4 separate regions of the Homo sapiens genome follow, and all the other regions are linked to region 2. The links are chromatin loops, found by intact Hi-C in ENCODE. Cell type or tissue: CD4-positive, alpha-beta T cell. All regions are shown on one strand. Region 1 overlaps KDM2B (lysine demethylase 2B). Region 2 holds the start of OGFOD2 (2-oxoglutarate and iron dependent oxygenase domain containing 2). Region 3 holds the start of DDX55 (DEAD-box helicase 55). Region 4 holds the start of DIABLO (diablo IAP-binding mitochondrial protein).

The links. A loop is a pair of places that touch in the nucleus more often than their neighbours do. Peaks named below come from ENCODE experiments on the same cell type or tissue, not always from the same donor. Only the 100,000 strongest peaks of a DNase experiment are listed, where the experiment ranks them.
Region 1: it touches region 2 in a loop (11-fold over the local background); 2 of 110 quality-filtered maps call a loop at or near these places.
Region 3: a loop joins it to region 2, with 5 times the contacts of the local background. A loop is called at or near these places in 12 of 110 quality-filtered maps.
Region 4: a loop joins it to region 2, with 7 times the contacts of the local background. A loop is called at or near these places in 5 of 110 quality-filtered maps.

Annotation. Positions count from the first base shown.
Region 1 is chr12:121,464,616-121,469,615 of GRCh38, forward strand. All of the region lies in intron 12 of KDM2B (lysine demethylase 2B), which reads right to left. Among named protein-coding and RNA genes, the nearest start is that of MIR7107, 23 kb to the left of the region's middle. RefSeq lists silencers at 2,052-2,101, 2,382-3,191. In CD4-positive, alpha-beta T cell, no CTCF peak of the experiment used is centred here; DNase peaks (open chromatin) are centred at 1,466, 2,006 and 2,856; H3K4me3 peaks cover 2,093 bases; H3K27ac peaks cover 497 bases.
Region 2 is chr12:122,972,673-122,977,672 of GRCh38, forward strand. It overlaps OGFOD2 (2-oxoglutarate and iron dependent oxygenase domain containing 2), which reads left to right and starts at 2,572. Exons shown (of 7, transcript NM_001304833.2): 1 at 2,572-2,711; 2 at 3,139-3,195; 3 at 3,982-4,095; 4 at 4,199-4,298. The coding sequence starts at 2,580. It also overlaps a transcript of ABCB9 not described here. RefSeq lists an enhancer at 2,017-2,476. In CD4-positive, alpha-beta T cell, no CTCF peak of the experiment used is centred here; DNase peaks (open chromatin) are centred at 2,019 and 2,539; H3K4me3 peaks cover 2,439 bases; H3K27ac peaks cover 2,280 bases.
Region 3 is chr12:123,599,294-123,604,293 of GRCh38, forward strand. It overlaps DDX55 (DEAD-box helicase 55), which reads left to right and starts at 2,806. Exons shown (of 14, transcript NM_020936.3): 1 at 2,806-2,963. The coding sequence starts at 2,856. RefSeq lists a silencer at 3,168-3,277 and an enhancer at 3,518-3,567. In CD4-positive, alpha-beta T cell, CTCF peaks have their summits at 2,578 and 2,778; DNase peaks (open chromatin) are centred at 2,238 and 2,818; H3K4me3 peaks cover 2,136 bases; H3K27ac peaks cover 1,245 bases.
Region 4 is chr12:122,224,354-122,229,353 of GRCh38, forward strand. DIABLO (diablo IAP-binding mitochondrial protein) reads right to left here and starts at 1,699. Exons shown (of 6, transcript NM_001371333.1): 1 at 1,612-1,699; 2 at 159-291. The coding sequence starts at 1,661. LOC128125816 reads right to left here and starts at 2,211. Exons shown (of 1, transcript NM_001414998.1): 1 at 2,077-2,211. The coding sequence starts at 2,211. The coding sequence ends at 2,077. It overlaps LOC101593348 (a long non-coding RNA gene), which reads left to right and starts at 2,089. Exons shown (of 1, transcript NR_103497.1): 1 at 2,089-4,439. RefSeq lists enhancers at 101-1,006, 1,416-1,465, 1,476-1,715, 1,769-2,063, 2,013-2,844 and 1 more and a silencer at 2,006-2,145. In CD4-positive, alpha-beta T cell, no CTCF peak of the experiment used is centred here; DNase peaks (open chromatin) are centred at 1,898 and 3,248; H3K4me3 peaks cover 2,712 bases; H3K27ac peaks cover 1,953 bases.

The DNA.
Region 1 (5,000 bases), 1.5 Mb before region 2:
CACCAACTACAGAGATGGACGGGGCAGCAGCAGCCTCCCACCAGGGCCTCCCTCCGACGGGTCCTTTCATCCAGCAGGTGGGCAAGTCTACTTGTTCATCCACACTCCAGGACTTGGCAACCTCTCCTCATGAAGGATCTTCTCCTTTGGTGCCAAACCCATTCAGCAGGGTGGGACAGAGGTACAGAGAAACTTCGAGAAGAGCTGGGTCTGGAGCCTGCAAGCTGGAGACTCCAGAGACCCTCGCTGTGCTTTGGAAGATGCAAATGCTTTCGAGGTCCTCAGAGGAAGCCACTCTTCTCAGGCTCAGGCTGAGAAAACTGTTGAGGAAAGCATGCAGGGAGGCAAGGAGAGTGTCCCCCAACTACGGGGTACCTTAGCTGACAAACACCTTCTCTGTTGGGACTACGAGACAAGCCTGCCCCCCACTGCCCTGGCTTAGATGTCGTCTCCCTCAGTGCACTGAGTGGGAAAAAAAAATCATCTTAAAGTTAACAATACAACCTCAAGTCGTTGCTAAGGACTCCACAAGTGCCACAATCGGCTTGACCAATGTGAGAAGGAGGAAGAAAAAATTTGGCTACAGTGAATACAGGTTTGTTTGTTTTTGTTTTTGTTTTTGTTTTTTTGAGACAGAGTCTCACTCTCGTCGCTCAGGCTGGAGTGCAGTGGCACGATCTCGGCTCATTGCAACCGCAACCTCCGCCTCCTGGGTTCAAGCGATTCTCCTGCCTCAGCCTCCTGATTAGCTGGGATTAAAGGCACCGGCCACCACGCCGGGCTCACTTTTGTATTTTTAGTAGAGACAGGGTTTCACCATGTTGGCCAGGCTGGTCTCGAACTCCTGAGCTCAAGTGATCCACCCGCGTTGGCCTCCCAAAGTGCTGGGATTACAGGTGTGAGCCACCGCGCACGGCCTACAGGTCCTCTCTTAACAGAAGTTTCTCTCAGGAGTGGCAGGACCCGAAAACATGTTTTTAAGCCCAGAGACACAATAAGTCTTGCAGTGTCAAAGATTGTATCTACAGGCCATAGGGTATGACCAAATTTAAAAAACAAACAAAAATCAGCTAACAGGAACCCCAATCCTGAAACACCAAAGCTCAGTGGAGACATCAAAGCCCAGCTGACACAGAATACTGACATCCTACGAATGAATGACCAAATGCCCCAGAAATGGCAAACTGTCGCAGGATTAAGTAGACTCCAAACTGAAATGAAAATGTTCAAAGCAGGAATTGAAGTGTGATCTATGGAACAAGACTTTGAGAGCCATTCACACGTAGGGCTACTGACTTAATAAAAGTTCAAGCCAAAAGCACTTGAATCGTCCCTGGGTTAATCCAATCCGAAAGAGCCGTGAGATTCCTAACACCTCAAAACGCACACGTGCCTGAAAATTCTCCAACAAAGCTGAGAAAATAAAAATCAACTGCCTGTTAGGTAAAACCACTTAATACTACGTATAATACGATTTAAGCGCAGCCTATAGAGCACTTCCTCAATTGCACCTAATGATGAAAAAAAAAAAAAGTTACCACATTTTGGCTGGGTCATTCCACAACACCTTTATCCCACCAGGATTATAAATAAGCGTTTTATGCACCCAAGTCCGTCCAATGCCACATGCTAACTCAATCCATCCCATTCTTAATTCCTCGGACAGGTCTACCTGGCCTGCGTCCTGTTCCAAGTATTATTTTGCAGATTATACTTCGTAAAACCTCAACTTTTTTCGCCTTCTTCCTAAACACGAACCTTCCCGGAGTAAATTCACGCCGTAAACACACCCAGGGCTTTGTTTTACACACAGATTTCTCCCCCTGGTCCCGAGAGAGGTTGCTTTTCCTTCTGAATCCACCGAGGCCAACTCCTGCCATCTGGGGTCGCGGCTTCCTCCGCCGCCGCCGCCGCTGCCGCCGTGCGGATTCGCCCGGGTTCCGGGTGGCCCGCGCCGGCCCGCGGCTCGCACCCCTTCCTGTCTCCGTCTGCCCACGGCGGGCGGCGGGCGCGCGGCGCCCAGACAAAAGCTCGGGCCGTCGGGCCCACGGGCCCCGGGAGCGCTCCAGCCCCGAAGCCGAGGGTCCTGGCACAACTTTGCGAACGCAGAGGCAGGAGGTGCCGGCGCCCGCGGGGTCCGGGTGCTCCCGGGGCAGCCGGCACGCGCGTGGGCCGCGGGCGAGGGCGCCGGGGGAGGGCGCGGCGCGCCCCGCGGCCGCCGGCAACTTGCCCCGGGCCGTGGCCGGCGCCCGGCAGGCCCGCCCGACGGCGAGGCCCGGCGGCCCACATTGTCCCCGCGGTGCCCGATGGCCCCCAGTGCGCTCGCTCGGCCGCACACGCCCCCTGCCCGGGCCGGCTGCGGGCCTGCCGCGCTCCTCTACGCCCCGCTCGGGCCCGGCCCCGGCCGCCCCGCCGGCAGCGGCAGCAAAACTTTCTCCTCATCGCGGCGGCGGCGGCGTCGCGGCCGCCCTCGGCGCGTCAGACAGGCGGTCGGGAGGTCGTGCGGCGGGTCCCTCCCTCAGCCCCACCCCGGGCCGCCGACCTGGTCCGGCTCCGATTCATAGTCGTCGTCCTCGGCGCTCACGGACATGGCCATGGCTCATGGTGGGCCCAGGCTCGCGCGCGCTGACATGGCTGGAGCGGCGCCGCCGCCGCCGCCCGCCCGGAGCAGGCTCGGCTCGCCCTGGCTCGGGCTCGGGCTCGGGCTCGGGCTCCCGCTGCCGCGAGGAGGGAGCCGCGCCGCGCGCCTCGCACGCCCGCGCTGGAGGGGGCGGGGAGGGGCCGGCGGGGGAGGGCCGGGGCGCCATGCATATGCATGAGGCGAGCCAGGAAGGGGCTGGCCCCCCGGGCGGGCGGGCCAATGGCGCGGCCGCGGCGCTGGGGCCGCACACAAAGGGAGCCCGGCCTGCGGTGACACGGGGGCGGGCCGCCGAGGGCGGTCCCTCGCGGCCGGAGCGCGGGGACTGGGGCTGCGTGGGGGCGTGCCCCGCGCCCCGCCCGGCCCGGCCTGGCCCGCGCGCCGCGGGATGCACATGGGTGGCTGCACGCCGCCACCGCTGCAACAGGAAATGCGCGCCCGGCCTGGGGTGGGGTCCTTTGTGTGGTCCCGTGGGGCGTCTCGCGGAAGCCCGGGGGCGCCCGGGCCGTGGGGGACGACTCTGCACCCGACGCCAGGAGCGGGTCCCCAGGTCCCTTGCAGCAGGCACACGGGCTGCCGGGTTTGCACTCGCTGCAGGACCAGGACCTGAAGCGCACGAACCCGGGAACCCCCGACCCAGAGCCTGCAGGACCGCTGGCCTGGATAAGCTCTGAGAGCCCAGTCTCCCCCGACGCGGGCGGTTGGGCTGGGCCGGCCTCCTGGCGCTGCACCTCCGGCACTCGGGTTCGCCTTTGCAGGGTCAAGTAGTGCAGGCGGGAGTTCCACTCGAGTCGCCTGACGGGGGCTGTCAGAACGCCCTGACTCTACCCTGAGGTGGGCGCCCCCTCCCTTGGACAGGTACCGCCTTCTGAGTTGACCTCCGAAAGGTGGAGGACGTCGCAGGCCAGAACCCAGCTCTCCTAGGAGACTGGCTGCCCCTTAGGCTGGCTGGGGAGGTGTGGGTTTCTGAATTCTTAAGCTGCAAAGGTTCCTAGTGCTCACTCCAGCTGCAGCCCACTCCTGAAGAAAAGTGTTGCTAGAAATCCAGATAGATCTTCATTCATTCAAAAAAAAAGTCTATCGGGCACTTAAGCCAGCAGCCTCTCTGAAAGAGCTCATGACCATGAGCTAGAACGACCAAAGCTGTTATAAGCATCAAAACCAAAGCTAAACACAAGCTAAGGAGGACTTGGCATACATATCATCCACCTGTCCAAGGTAACACTAAATATGCACACCTGTACCTGTTCAGTTTCTCCATCTATACAAGGGGAAGGATTTACCAAGGGATGGATAACCTTCTGTAAAAAGATCAGAGGCTTTCCCAAGAATAAGCCATGAAATCAGGTGATCAGCTCTGCAATGGCCATCTGTTAGTCACGTCCAGGCCACTGGCCACGAAATCCAGTGAGAACAGAAGGGATGGGCAGGCTGGTCCTGGCCTGGCCTTTCAAAGAAGGCAGGCTGTGTGCCGGAGACCTTGTAAACAAAACTCAGGAGGCTTCTAGCAGAGTCGGCAAAAGTGAATAAGCAGGGATGTCAGTTTTACTGAGTGGATTTTAAAGTCTGAAATTTACACACCCACTATAGAAAAAATCCCAGTCGACTTGCTCTTTGCCGAAACGTATCTGTTCTGAGTTTCCTTCCTTACTCTCCTTTTTTTGAGACAGACTCTCACTCTGTCGCCCAGGCTGGAGTGCAGTGGATCTCGGCTCACTGCAACCTCCACCTCCTGGGTTCAATCGATTCGTGTGCCTCAGCCTCCAGAGTAGCTGGGATTACAGGTGGGCGCTACCACGCCCAGCTAATTTTTGTATTTTTAGTAAAGAGGGGGGTCTCACCATGTTGGCCAGGCTGGTCTGGAGCTCCTAGCCTCAAGTGATCCACCCACCTCAGCCTCCCAAAGTGCTGGGATTACAGGCATGAGCCACCATGCCCGGCCATCACTCCCCTCTTATTTTTCAGAATCTTCTCAAAGTTGCAACAGAAACAACAAGCAAAAGAATACACCCTAACCCCCCCACCCCACCCCACATCACTCCATTCCCAAAGGTCTCAGCTTTTTAAAAGCTACCTTGATGGCTGGGCGCGGTGGCTCACGCCTGTAATCCCAGCACTTTTGGGAGGCTGAGGAGGGTGAATCACCTGAGGTCAAGAATTCAAGACCAGCCTGGCCAACATGGTGAAACCCAGTGTCTACTAAAAATACAAAAATTAGCTCGGTGTGGTGGTGCGCACCTGTAATCCCAGCTACGTGGGGGTGCTGAGGCAGGAGAATCACTTAAACCTGGGAGGCAGAGGTTGCAGTGGGCCAAGATTGTGCCACTGCACTCCAGCCTGGGCGACAGAGCGAGACTCCATC
Region 2 (5,000 bases):
GATAATTTTGTTATATTTTTAGTAGAGACGGGGTTTCACCATGTTGCCCAGGCTGGTCTCGAACTCCTGACCTCAGGTAATCCGCTGGCCTCAGCCTCCCAAAGTGCTAGGATTACAGGCGTGAGCCACCACACCTGGCCTCTATGTCAATTTTTAAAGTATGTGTAAATATACACATATACAGACATATACATATGATTGCACATTCATATACATATATTCACATACACATATACATACGACTCTGGAATCAAGATACTCTAATTCTGGAGCGTTCTAATTCTGGTCTGCTACTCACTAGGTTTATGACTCTAGACAGATTCCTGTACCCACCTCACTTTCCTTATCTGTAAAATGGGGGTAATAATACCTTAAGCAGTCAACAAAGATACATGTCAGCGCTGGCTGGCAGCACATGTTGATTCAGTACTTGCTGGTAAATATTCTTCTTGCTGCTGCTCCCTTCGGTGACTGAGCCCAGAGTGTCTGGAAGGAGGAGAGGGTCCATGGAGAGGGCCAATCTAAACTGATAAGCAGGCCAGGCGCAGTGGTCTCAGTTCTAGACCAGCCTGGCCAACATGGCGAAATCCCGTTTCTACTAAAAATACAAGGCCGGGCGCGGTGGCTCACGCCTGTAATCCCAGCACTTTGGGAGGCCGAGGCGGGTGGATCATGAGGTCAGGAGATCGAGACCATCCTGGCTAACAAGGTGAAACCCCGTCTCTACTAAAAATACAAAAAATTAGCCGGGCGCGGTGGCGGGCGCCTGTAGTCCCAGCTACTCGGGAGGCTGAGGCAGGAGAATGGCGTGAACCCGGGAAGCGGAGCTTGCAGTGAGCCGAGATTGCGCCACTGCAGTCCGCAGTCCGGCCTGGGCGACAGAGCGAGACTCCGTCTCAAAAAAAGAAAAAAAAAAAAAAAAAAAAAAAAAAAAAAACAAAAACTTTGGGAGGCCGAGGCAGGGGGACCACGAGGTCAGGAGATCAAGACCATCCTGGCTAACACGGTGAAACCCCGTCTCTACTAAAAACATAAAAAATTAGCCGGGTGTGGTGGCGGGCGCCTGTAGTCCCAGCTACTCGGGAGGCTGAGCCAGGAGAATGGCGTGAACCCGGGAGGCAGAGCTTACAGTGAGCCGAGATCGTGCCACTGCACTCCAGCCTGGGCGACAGAGCAAGACTCCGTCTCAAAACAAACAAACAAACAAACAAAAAACAAAAAAATTAGCTGGGCGTGGTGGCGCCTGCCGATAATCCCAGCTATTCGGGAGGCTGAGGCAGGAAAACTGCTTGAATCCGGGAGGCAGAGGTTGCAGTGAGCGGAGATCGCGCCACTGCACTCCAGCCTGGGTGAAACTCTATCTCAAAAAGTAAATAAACAAATAAATAAACTGATAGGTACAACACACTCATCTTGCAAACTGCTGCAAACGGAGAGGGGGTGAGGGTGGGGTGGGGTGCTGCATGTGCCAGGCCTGCCTGGTGGGTGGCTGGGGAGCCGACCTGCCCTGGGCCTCCTGGGGAAAAAGGGCAGTTAGGCGGGTAATGAACATTGATCTGGGGAAATGGATCCTTTCCTAGATAGCAGGGCCTCTCACTATCACTGGGCAATCAAGACGACTGTAAAACGTTAAACACCTTCTCGGGCCGGGCAGCTCTGCACGAGAAAACCCCAAATCCCACATACTTCCACCACTCCCAGAAGCCCTGTGGTGGTTAACTGGGGAACTCTGTAGGGTTCAAACGCCATATTTGCCCCTTACTGGATGTGTGACCTGCGGCGGGTCCCTGTGCCTCTCTGGGTCTCAGTTTCCTCATCTGTAAGACGGTGATATAATAGTACCTAGCTCAAAGGTTTAATGCTGGTAGATTCCTGAGCAAAGGTCCGGGGAGAGAAGAGGCTCGGTCTGCAAGAGTTGTCATTTGTTGGCTGCGGTGAGACCACGCCCCGTCGCCCTCCCACACCTGACCCCGCCCTCCCGCGTCCATTGGGAACGCCACCGGAAGTAATGCGAGACGGAGCGTTTTGGTGGAGACACTCACTGGGGCAATCTGAGGTAATCCAACAGACTGTGGCGGAGGGACCGGAAGCGCCAGGCAGGGACCCGGGGTAGATGCTAAATCCAAACTGAAACGTACAGGGCTGGATGATTGAAGCACCAGCGGGAACTAGTCGGACCTCCGAGCTCTTTAAACTGTCCTCAGCTCGGCTGGTTCTCCACGAGCTCCGGGCAGACGGCGGGGGGTGGGTCGGCGTTTAAGTCAAAGGCCTTGGGGCTCCGAGTCCCTTCCTCTCCCCGTCCTGTGAAGGCACGACCCAGTTCAGCTGTCTGTAAAGTGGAGCCATTAGTCCCTGCCTCGTAGTGGGAAAACTGGGAGGCGGAACGAGGAGGCCGCCGGTCCCAACCCGGCCCAGGAGCATCTTTCTCCGCAGACCGTTTCCTGGCGAGGTGCGTCTTCGTCCTTTTCCGCCCTTGGGAACTTAGAGCGGCCCCTTGGCCGCTGGTTCCGCGCCTCCCGCGGTTGGGGGCGTGCCCGAAGTCTCTCTACGGAAGCTGGTAGGGCTGTGGGTGCTTCACTATGGCGACGGTGGGGGCTCCGCGGCACTTCTGCCGCTGCGCCTGCTTCTGCACCGATAACTTGTACGTGGCGCGCTATGGGCTGCACGTGCGCTTCCGAGGCGAGCAGCAGCTGCGCCGGGACTACGGCCCGGTGAGTGGCCGCTGTCGTCCCTACGGAGCAGTGGGCAGAGAGGGGTAGTGGAGGAGGGAAGTTCGTCCCCAGGGTCGTTTGCTTTGCGCACGCCGCGCACCGTATCTTCAAATACAAGAATGACGGCCTCTCTCTGCCTCGGTTTTCTCACCGTAAAGGGGTAATAGTATCTCCCTGTGAGATTGTGAGGAAGGAATGAACAAGCATGTAGGGTGCTTAGGACAGGGCCGGGCTCAGCTTGCCGCCTCACAGCAACACCAGCCCGGAGCCCTGTCCTGAGCTTGACAGGGTTCCGCAGTTCATTCTCTCCATGATCCTTTGAGGTCGGGGCTCCTCTCCCCATTTTAAGCAGGGGAAACTGAGGCTTAGAGAGTGAAGGGATTTCCTCAGGTCATACAGTCATGCTCAGTGTTCTTTCTGCTCCCAGATCCTGCGCAGCCGAGGCTGTGTTAGCGCCAAGGACTTCCAGCAGCTGTTAGCAGAGGTACCAGTCCCCTGCCCCTGCACAGCTCCTCCTCGTTAGATTTGTGTCCGCAGCTTGAGGACACAGCTTGAGCCTAGCCTCAGTCCCTGATCCCTGAAGGGTCACTTAGGCCCTCACTTTCCTCCTTCCTGCCCCCCACTCATCCCTCCACACCTGAGTCTTGGCACCAGGAGAGAGAAGGGGAAATGCTAAGTTGCTAAGTTGCCTAGTCATGCCGTTCTTAACAGCTCTGTGAGATAAGCACAAGCACCACTCTCATTTTGGATTGAGAAGCTGAGGCTTAAAGAGGGATCCCTTGCCCAAGCTTTTACAGCAGGAGCAGATGTGATCCCAGCCACAGCTTCCAGGCCCCTGGGCTCCTCACACCTTACCATATACCCCGCAGGCTGCTGCCAGGGCTGCTGCCCCACTCCCTCCTCCTCCTTCCCCTGGAGTCAGTGGTGGGAAGCTTCCCAGGAGAGTCCTCAGCAACCTCTGGAACACAGGACTTGGCCATGACTGTCTCCTGTCCCTGTGTGGGCCCAGATGGTTGAGGTACATCTAGGGGTTCTCATCCCAGCTAGGCTCAGGTTGGGGCAGCCTGAAACAGGATGGGTCCCCTTCTAGAAGTCCCTTTCAGCTAACAGTCTGGAACTTGCAGTTGACCCAGATAGATTCAGGAGTGTAGGCTAGACTTGGCTTCCAGCCTGGGCCCTGTCTGGCGTTCTGGGCTTCAGTTTCTTCATCTGTACAGTGGCCTCAGGAGGATGGGAGGCCCCACCTGGTAACAACCCTGTGCCACCCCAGCTTGAGCAGGAGGTGGAGCGGCGGCAGCGGCTGGGGCAGGAGTCAGCAGCTAGGAAAGCCCTCATCGCGAGTTCCTACCACCCGGCACGGCCTGAGGTCTACGACTCACTGCAGGTACCAGCCAGCCAGAGTGCTTGAAGGCCGGTACTGGAAAGAGGAGGTAGCATCCAGGGCTGGGGGTGCTGCCTGCCCCACAGCTGGTGTGTTTTGCTCCCAGGATGCAGCTCTGGCCCCCGAGTTCCTGGCCGTGACTGAGTACAGCGTGTCCCCAGACGCAGACCTCAAGGGCCTTCTCCAGCGGCTGGAGACAGTATCGGGTGAGGTCCTGGCCCTGAGACCTGGCAGGACCAGGGAATGGCAGCCTGGGAAACCTGGGTGTGGGATGCTGGGGTCCCTCCAGCCACCATCTCTGCCTCCAAAAACCAAACCAGCAGGAGCTGGAAGGGTCAGTGGGACCAACCTGCCAGGAGCAGGACATCCGCATTCATTCATTCAATACCTGCCATGAGCCTGGTATCTTCATTCTTTCCTTCACCCTTCCTTCGTGCCCTCATCCAGCAAATAGTGGATATTTGTGTCATGTGTGGGACAGCTGGCACACTCAAACAGGGCTGATCCAAGATCTTAAAGGGACCATTGAGACAGGTATGGGCAGGATAAAGGGACCAGTAAGGAATGGCAAAGCCCGGCCCCCCAGGGCTGGCAACAGGAGGGAGCAGTTACCACCTGGAGTTGTGGCTCTGGGCGGAGGCCTGCGGCCATGCCAAACTCCAAGTAGGGCAAAAAATGCCCCACTTCTCTTCGGATTTCTTGCTGGGCTCACTTATTGGCTAAACCCAGCAGGAAATGCTGGGCAAGGGAGGTTTGCGTGTTGTTTAACCTCTGATTCAGTTTCCTCATCTGTAAAATGGGAGCAACAGTAACCCCCTCTCTTAAGGCACTGCGACGATCAAGTGAGTTAATCTGCATAGAGTGCCTGTCACAGGGCCCGCACGTAGTGTTTGGAAAGTGTTTCCTAT
Region 3 (5,000 bases), 630 kb after region 2:
AATGTGGCTTCAGGCTGTTGTCTTTTACTTAATTTGAGATGACTGCAGTCTGCATGAGTTGTATTCCCATTTATCAATCCCACAAATATTTGAGTGATTGCTGTGTGCTACAGTGATAGTCCTTGGGATAAAGAAGATAGAGAAAAGACCCTATTAGTGTGGGTTTTACATTTTGGTGGCAGAGATGAACCTAATAAGTTTTGTGTGTGTGTGTGTGTGTTTGTGTGTGTGTGGCGAGAAAGAGATAATGGTAAATGCTAAGAAGGGAACATAAATCAAGGTAGGAGTTTCAGTGATACAGAAAGGAAGGTAACAGAAGTTGATTTCAAAAGTCCAAGTGGAATGTAAGGGAGTGTAAGGGAAAACTTCCCCTTTGCTCTCAGGTTTCTCTAAAAATTCAACTGAAAATAGGCAGATTAATAGGAGGAAAGTGATACAAATTTATTCGGTCATGCTTTTACATGACAAAGGAACCTTCAGAATTAAGACCCAAAGTTACAGGGAAAACTATTTTTATGCTTAGGCTCAACAAAATATGCACAGCTGAGTAGAAATAGGACTGGACAAGAAGGGCATGATCTAATGCTCATAGACTGAGTGGGGAAGCCCAGCGAGGCCTGTCTGGATTCTTTCCTTCTGGATAGGGGAAAGAACCCTTCCTGGAATGGGGTCTTACAACCTACCAGCAAAACAAAGGAGGTCAGATACATTTTTTTTTTTTTTGGAGACAGTCTCTCTCTGTCACCCAGGGTGGAGTGCGGTGGCGCGATCTTGGCTCACTGCAGCCTCCGCCTCCCGGGTTCAAGCAATTCTCCTGCCTCAGCCTCCCAAGTAGCTGGGAATACAGGCGCACGCTGCCACATCTGGCTAATTTTTTTTTGTATTTTTAGTAGAGACGGGATTTCACCGTCTGGTCTCGAACTCCTGAGCTCAGGCAATCTGCCCGCCTTGGCCTCCAAAAGTGCTAGGATTACAGGTGTGAGCCACCACGTCTGGCCTTTTTTTGTTTGTTTGTTTGTTTGTTTGTTTGTTTTTTGAGACTGAGTCTCACTCTGTCGCCCAGGCTGGAATGCAATGGTGCGATCTAGGATTACTGCAGCCTCCACTTCTCAGGTTCAAGCGATGCTTGTAGCTCAGCCTCCGGAGTAGCTGCAGGCACCTGCCACCACACCTGGCTAATTTTTTGTATTTTTAGTAGACAGGGTTTCACTACGTTGGCCAGGCTGGTCTCAAACTCCTTACCTTAGGTGATCCGCCTGCCTCAGCCTCCCAAAGTGCTGGGATTACAGGCATGAGCCACCGCACCTAGCCCAGATAATTTCTTTTTCTTTTTTTTTTTGAGACTGAGTCTCGCTTTGTCACCCACGCTGGAGTGCAGTGGCGCAACCTCCACCTCCCTGGTTCAAGCGATTCTTCTGCCTCAGGCTCCTGAGTAGCTGGGACTACAGGCATGCGCCACCACGCCTGGCTAATTTCTGTATTTTTAGTAGAGACGGGGTTTCACCATATTGGCCAGGCTGGTCTCGAACTCCTGACCTTGAGATCTGCCCGCTTTGGCCTCCCAAAGTGGTGAGATTACAGGCGTGAGCCACCGTGCCAGGCCAATAATTTCTTTATGGCCAGTTTTTTCACAGAAAGGTGGAGAGAGAGTAATATTTTTAGGTTTTATGGCTGACTGTGGAGAAAAGGGATTCCTGTTTCTATGCTCCGTCATGGGCAAGAGGGATTCTTGAGTTTCTATGGCTAGCCTCAGAGAATCAGAGATCAGAGAGGGAGCAGAAGGTCAGAGAGAAACTTGCTTCTGAGGCTGCCTCTGGGGCCTTCATTTTGGGGTTTCGTTTTCAGAGCCTCAACAGGAGCAAGCCATGCACATAGGTGGAGGAGATAGGCCCTCATAGAGGGCACATAATGAGTGGTCAATAAAAGTTTGCTGAGTGAAGGCCGGGCGCGGTGGCTCACGCCTGTAATCCCAGCACTTTGGGAGGCCGAGGCGGGCGGATCACGAGGTCAGGAAATCGAGACCATCCTGGCTAACACGGTGAAACCCCGTCTCTACTAAAAATACAAAAAATTAGCCGGGCGTGGTGGAGGGCGCCTGCAGTCCCAGGTACTCGGGAGGCTGAGGCAGGAGAAGGGCGTGAACCCGGGAGGCGGAGCTTGCAGTGAACCGTTATAGCGCCCAGCCTCCAGCCTGGGCAACAGAGCGAGACTCCGTCTCAAACAACAACAACAACAACAACAACAACAAAAACAGCTTTCTGAGTGAAGTTGTATGTGGACATGAATGGCCCAGGCAAACAGTGAACAGAGGAATGGGACAGTGTTCTTAGTTAGGACTCTGACCCTAACTTCCGGGAAAGTAAACCAACATTCAGGACGTACCGGCCATCGGACCGCAACATTCAGGACGTACCGGCCATCAGCGGGTGCCTGTTTTGCAGGGCTGCTAACCCGGGTCCCCGACACGTTTCTCTGCCCACGGTAGCCAGCCCCGCTGTCCTTCGGCCTGGACGCGGTCCTGTGCTGCCACCTGCCTCCGAGGGGCAGAGAAAGTGGGAGGGCCGGGCCAGAATCCCTCCCGCCAAAACTCCTGCCCGGTGCGGAGAGGCGCCCGGAGCCCAGGGCGCTGTGCGGAGCGGGTGTAACTCCCCAGGCCTGCCCCGCCGCCTGCCTCCACCGTCCCGCGGACGCCTTTCCTCCCTCCCGCGGCGTGGGAGCCTTCGCCGCGCTCCGGAACTCTGCTGCTCCAGCGAAGTTCCCGGCCGGCCGCTGGAGCTGCGGGAAGCGGAAGTGCTCGTTGGGGGTGCACAAGGCGCGTTCGAGCAGCGGCGACCGACGCGGCGAAGGAGCGCGCCATGGAGCATGTGACAGAGGGCTCCTGGGAGTCGCTGCCTGTGCCGCTGCACCCGCAGGTGCTGGGCGCGCTGCGGGAGCTGGGCTTCCCGTACATGACGCCGGTGCAGGTATCGGTTCCCTGGCGTGGGGGAGTGAGGCTGGGAGAGGGGCAGGCACCCGCTGCATCGGACCCACAGGAGGTGATCGGACAGATCTGAGCCCTGGGGCGCTCATCCCTCCAGCTGGGGCTCTTGCCTTGTCTCCAGCTGCCCAGACTGGCGGAATGCGGAGCTGCCCGGCCAGCGAGCCGGCAGAGGGGCCGCGACCCACCCCGCCCTCGGGTGCTGTGGTCTCAAGCCTGGTTCTCATCCTGGCCCTGCTCGCTGTAGCTGTGAGACCTCGGGCAAATGGCTTAACCTCTCCGTGCTTCATTTTCCTTCTCTGTGAAATGACGAAAAAATAACACCCTCCTTATGGGGTTGCTGTGGGGACTAAATAAACCAGTCGGCACACTATGGGAGCTCAGTAAGGGTTACCGTTGTTATGCATCTCTTCAAGAATATTTCTTGAGGACCTGCTATGTGTCAGGAACTCTTCTAGGCTCTGGGGAGTTTGCAGTATTGGCATCTGCTCATAGCCTTACTTTCTAGTGCAAGAGCTAGAGAAAGGATAATTTCAGCTGCTGGTAAGTGTTATGAAAGAACTAAGACGGTTGTGATAGTGTCGCGCGAGGACTGCAGAGGAGGTGAGATAGGGTGTTAAGGAAGGCCTCTCTGAGGAGGTGCATTGAGCTGAGACCTCAGTGATTGAGAAGGAGCTGGCTCTGAGGTGACTAGGGGGAGATTATTCCACTGGAGAGAAATACCAGTGCACATAAATGCCCTGCGGCAGGCTGCAAATAGTTTGAGCAGCAGAAAGGAGGCCTTTGTGGCTGAACATCAAGAGTAGTGTAAGAGATGGATTGTGCAGGGTCTTGTAGGCGCTTGGATTTCATTCTAAATGTAGTGGGAAGCCATCTTATCTGGGAGGATGTTTAGGAAGGGAAGGGCTGTGATTTCTCTGTAGAGAGTGGCCTTTCCAGGCATAAGAGATGAAGCAGGCAGGTCGCTTAGGAGGCCATTGTCAGGTAAGAGATGATGGTGACTTGGAGTAGGGTGGAACCAGTGGATACTGAGAAGTCACATTTGGGATAGCTTTAAGGTTGCTAAGGGACTGGAAGTGGAGGTTAGGAAAGAAAAGACTACAGGACCTGAGGTTTTTATTCTTTTTTTTTTTTTTTTTGAGATGGAGTCTCGCTCTGTTGCCCAGGCTGGAGTGCAGTGGCGCGATCTCGGCTCACTGCAACCTCCGCCTCCTGGGTTCAAGCAATTCTCTGCCTGAACCTCCCAAGTAGCTGAGATCACAGGTGCCTGCCACCATGCCCGGCTAATTTTTTGTATTTTTAGTAGATACGGGGTTTCACCATCTCGGCCAGGTTGGTCTTGAACTCCTGACCTCCTGATCCACCCGCCTTGGCCTCCCAAAGTGCTGGGATTACAGGCTGAGCTACCGCACCCGGCTGATTTTTATTAGTAGCTGAGTGAATGGTGTTACCATTTCCCAAGAATGACTGGCGTGCGTATCAGGTTTCAGAGGGAAAGTCAAGAGTTCTTTTTTTTGTTTTTTGTTTGTTTGTTTGTTTTTAACTTTTTTGAGACGGAATCTTTCTCTGTTGCCCAGGTTGGAGTGCAATGACACGATCTCGGCTCACTGCAACTTCTGCCTCCCGGGTTCAAGCTATTCTCCCATCTCAGCCTTCCAAGTAGCTGGGGTTACAGGCATACACCACCACGCCTGGCTAATTTTTGTGTTTTTAGTAGAGACGGGATTTCGCCATGTTGGCCAGACTGGTCTTGAACTCCTGACCTCAGGTACGCCCGCCTTGGCCTCCCAAAGTGCTGGGATTACAGGAGTGAGCCACTGCGCCTGACCACAAGAGTCCTGTTTTTAAACACTGAGCTGGGTACAGTGGCACCCGCCTGTAGTACCATTTGTTTGGAAGGCTGAGGTGGGAGGATCCCTTGAGCCCAGGAGTTCAAGACCAGCCTGAGCAACATAGTGAGACCCGCATCTTCGAAATTAAAATAAATAATGGCCGGGCACGGTGGCTCACGCCTGTAATCCTA
Region 4 (5,000 bases), 750 kb before region 2:
TTAATATATCTGCTCAACTGTGAAAAGATGCCGGTACTGTGGGGGAAGGGATGGGAGCACTGGGAAAAACTATGGTAGCTTGTCTAATGCTTCACCGCCCACTTGAGACTTCAAGAGGACACGGTACACTAGATAAGAATCACTGCACACGACAGTACCTGTGCAATAGGAACCGCACACAGGGTTACTCCAAAGCCAATCGTCACAGTTTTGTGCCATGGTCTTATCAATTCTGAGAAACACCGCTTCTTAAAGTTAGCCACAACAGGAACACACAAACACTGTCTGTACCTGGAAGTAGAAGTCAGATTTCATAAGGCACGACCGCCAATCTGTAACAGGCTCTTGGATTTACTTGCAGGGGCTGTAAACTCAAACTCGAGCCAAGCAGGAACCTAAATGAGGATGCAGGACAGCTGAGGGGTTTTGAAATTTTCAACATACACCAAGTTTAAAATGTTGCCTCAGGCAGGGTGTTGGTGGCTCACGCCTGTAATCCTAGCACTTGGAAGGCCAAGGGCAAGGCGGGAGGATCACTTGAGCCCAGGAGTTCACGACCAGCCTGGGCAACATGGCTGGCAACATGACCCCGTGTCTATTAAAAAAAAATAAGTAAATAAAGGCCGAGGCGGGTGGATCACTTGAGGTCAGGAATTCGAAATCTGCCTGACCAACATGGTGAAACCCCATCTCTACTTAAAACACAAAAATTAGCCCGGAGTGGTGGCACGCTCCTGTAATCCCAGCTACTCGGGAGGCTGAGGCAGGAGAATCGCTTGAACCTGGGAGGCAGAGGTTGCAGTGAGCCGAGAGCGCCCCACTGCACTTCAGCCTGGGCAACAGAGCGAGACTGAGTCTCAAACAAAACAAAAAGAAAAAAAAAAATTAGCCGGGCGTGGTGGCGGGCGCCTGCAATCCCAGCTACTCGGGAGGCTGAGGCTGAGAATCGCTTGAAGCCGGGAGGCACAGGTTGCAGTGAGCTGAGATCTCGCCACTGCACTCCAGCCTGGGCGACAGAGGCAGATCTTGTCTCAAAAAAATTAAAATAAAATAAAATGTTGCCTTTAAACTTTTTAGAAACGGATGCCACAATAACCGCTCCTGCAGGCAGAATTTAGCTCTGGACCCCTGGCCTGGGTGCCAGTTGTGTGTGACGGTCCCGCTACAATCGCCCAGGAGCCTGCAGCGCTAGGTAGAGAGCCCTGCGCCAGCTCCCCCGGCCCCTTCTGCCCTCGGGAGGACGTCTTCAGACGCTCGTCTCCCTTCCCGGACTCCCCCCATGCCGTGTCCCTCCTCCTCTCCACGTCTCCTCAGGGACTTCGAGTGGCTGACGAGGGCTGGTCAGGAGGCGGAGCAGCCCCAAGAAGGCAGCCCGGGGTCTCGGGGACTCGTTTCTAGAAGATGGACGAACTGAAAAGGAAGCCGGGCTTGACCCAGGGGGCGGAGGCGGGGCTGTCCTCAGTCCTCCCGACCGGAGCGAGACGCCGCGACCCAGCTGGGCGGACGAGAGATGAGCGCGTAAGGAAGGCGGGCGCCGTGGGCCGGGCCACAGCGCTGTCCGCGTCGGTCCCTCCCTCTGGTCCTGTCCCCTCTACGCGGCCGCAGCGGTACCTGAAGAATGAAGTTACGCTGCGCGACAGCCAACTCTTCAGAGCCGCCATTGTGCAGCGCGCGGACGCCAGACGCACACGCCGGAAGTGACGCAGCTTCGTGAGCGCGGAGCGGGGCACGGCCTCCACCTGAGAGCGCCTCGCCCCATAGCCACGCCCCCACCCAAGGAAGCAGTCGGGATTGGGCAGGCAGGGGGAAAGGGGGCGAGGCTTAGGGCAAAGGCTGTAACGGCCGCGCAAGGCAACCAACCGCCGGAACTTCCGCGCGGGGCGGGGCATATGCAGGGCCTGAGGGCGCGGAGGTGGGTCCGGCGCGGAGCTGAGTCGGGCGCCGTGACGCTGGCGGGTGGGCGGGGACTCAGTTCGGGCCAGGGCTTGAAGGGAATTTCCTGGTGAGTTAGGGAGGCGGGGCCGGGCGGGAGGCGGGGCCGGGCGGGAGGCGGGGCCGGGCGCGGCGACGGCGCTGTCACTTCAGCACCAGGAAGTAAGTGGTCCAGCCGGCCAGCAGCAGCGCCCCGATGAGCACCGTGTAGCTGAGGAGCACGAAGGCGAGCAGCTCCCGCAGCAGCTGCAGCACGTGGACGGTGGACGAGGCCGGCATCGCGCTGCGCGGGAGCCCCAGGACGGTCGGCGGCCTGCCGGGCTGGCGCCGTCCCAGAGGGGCGGACGGGAACACACGAGGTCCTGGCCCTCGAAACAGCAAACGAAGGCCAGGAAGCCCACAGTGCCGACCTCCCCAACAGCCTCCTGGACGCTCGCTTCTCGGTTACACTGGAGAATCCTTCTCAACCCAAACTGCCCTCGTTCTTCGGCTCTGATCCGGGCTGAGGAGGCAGAAGCCCGGCTCTTCCCCGCGCCCCGCAGCTGCATGAGTTTTCCTCCCTGGCCCGCTCCTCCCACCACCTCCTGCATTTTTAATGCTGTGAGTGCCGCTAATGCGCTGGTGGAGTAAACCTTTCTTTTCCCGTCACTCAAGCTGCAGCCCCAGCTGCGGCCCTGGCTGGAAGGGGAAGGGGAGAGAGACCCATTTGGGCAGGAGGAAGGCACAGGCCCAAACCTGCTCTTCTGTGAGTCCCCTGGCCCCAAGGCTTGCCAGCAGCAGAGCTGGAGGATCTTTGCTTTGTGGTCCAGCATGCTTGCCTTCTGGCCAGCTGGGACTGCAGGGTGCCAGGTGGTGGGTGGGCATCAATCCGATCCTGGGCTCACCCCCGCCACCGTGCTCTGTGCATCTGCCCCAGCCCTGCTAACTTCCACCAGAGACGACATCAGACAGTAAGAACCCCACACCAGCTCATCAGACAGTAGGAACCCTACAACACCTCCAATGCTGCTTTGCCCAGCCACTCCCCACAGTGTCAGGCACTGGCTTCCTTCTCTCCCCACCTCACTTACTTGGCAAAGTTTCCACGAATCTTCCACCCTGAAGCTCCGCGGTTCTGTCTGCTCTGGTGCCCAAAGGTAGCTTGTGTGTATTCTGCGATCTCGGCAGAACTGAGATTTTCAAGCAGCGGCACTCAACAACTAGGTGTGGTCTAGAGACCAATTACAACCTCCGCGTGGTCCCCGAGCTCTCAGGGAGCTGCGCACAGGCGTTCCTAGCCCAGGCGGGGCGCTGGCAACCCTGCCCGCCCTCTGCCTGTGTCGCCACCACAGCCCACAGGGCTCAGATGTGGTTTCACAGACCCAGATGGGCTGAGCAGGCGGCACACTAGTGGGTATTTCAAGCCCCTTCTTGTTTTTTTCTGAACATTGTAAGGGGTTATGGGGTTATAGTGCGAACAGTTTCGTTTCTAACAAACACATTGAGAGCAGTCCCATCTCCTCCGAGTCTGGGCACCAGAAGAACCACTGGACAGTGTTCACTTGCGACCGCCCAACTACTAAAGCAAAAGCTGTTGTCTTAAAAAACATGCAAGTGCAAGCATGCACGGGTGTGAGAACCAAGCTTAAGTGACCGAGATCTCCTGAGTGCTTGATTCCGATTTACAAAGAGTTTTGCAGCTTACAGACTCATTATACAGATACTTTCCCAATGTGACACTTCCAATTTCACCTCCTCACAATGTGAGGCAAAAGGAGCCAGTGAGGATTTCTGCAAAGAACAGACACTTTCCCAGATGCAACAACAAAGGAAACGAAAGCATAAACTATGCTGCTTCTGATTATTTTGCTCGTTGCCGTAGTTTTTAGTTCAAGACTGTTTTCTGACCTTTGAAAAGAGCAGGCAGTGTGGACATCAACCCTTTTATCAACATCATCATCCAGAAGCAAATGGCTCCTTAATTTAATCAGGATCTCTTATTATCAAATTATTGCCTTGGCCACAGTGAGGCTGAAAACAGGAGCAGAACATTATCAAGCTGCTCAGGAAGCCAGTGAGTAGTAATTACTCCCCCAGAGAACTGGTCATCTTCCGTGTCCTACCTAGTGGCAACGGAGTACAGCTGAGATTTATACCCTCCTCCACACCAAAATAATGGATGAAACAGACAGGCTATTAAAAATAGGCCTGATTCTGTTCCCTTTTAACCCTCACATCCTTCAAATGGATGTCTCCAGGCAGTTAAGTGTTCTAGCCTTTGCGGCCCCTTGTTACCGCCTGATTTTGGGTGTTTTACAGCAACGGAGGAACTTAAGCAAAGAAACACTATGTGGCTTGAAATTCACACTAATCCATTTAGAAATAAAAGAATCTGAGAAATTTTAAATAATTGCCTTTTTCTTCTGTTGTCTGACAAAAAAGGTATCCTCTATTTTCTATAGGATGTCATCATTAAACCACGACTGAATATATCACAGTCTACAATAAATTCAGTCTAAAGAAGATCATCTATGTGATGTCTGCATTTTTTTGCCTCACCATCTTTATCATAGTCCCTCTTACTGTCTGCTTTAGACATCCAGTTCATTTTGATATTTTAAAAAGAGTATTTCAGCTGGTGTGGTGACTCACACCCATAATCCCAACACTTTGTGGGGCTGAGGCAGGAGGGCTGCTTAAAGCTAGGAGTTCGAGACCACCCTAGCCAACAGAAAATTAAAAAGATAATAAATTTAATGAAAAAGAAAAAAAGAATTATTTCTCTTGAGGCCAGGAGTTTGAGCAACAAAGACCCTGTCTCTAAAAGGAAGAAAAAAAAATTGCTGGGTGTGGTGGTGCTTTGCTATAGTCCCAGCTACTCGTGAGACTGAGGCAGGAGGACTGCTTGAGCCCAGAAGTTCAAGGCTGTGGTGAGCTATGATTGTGCCACTGCACTCCAGCCTGGGCAACAGAATAAGACCTCATCTCAAAAAAATAATTTCTTCTTGAATTAAACTCTGCTCAATACAAACACTTCCTCCTGGTGACAGGCTGGTCTTTAGTGTACAACTGAGAACAAGACCGACCAA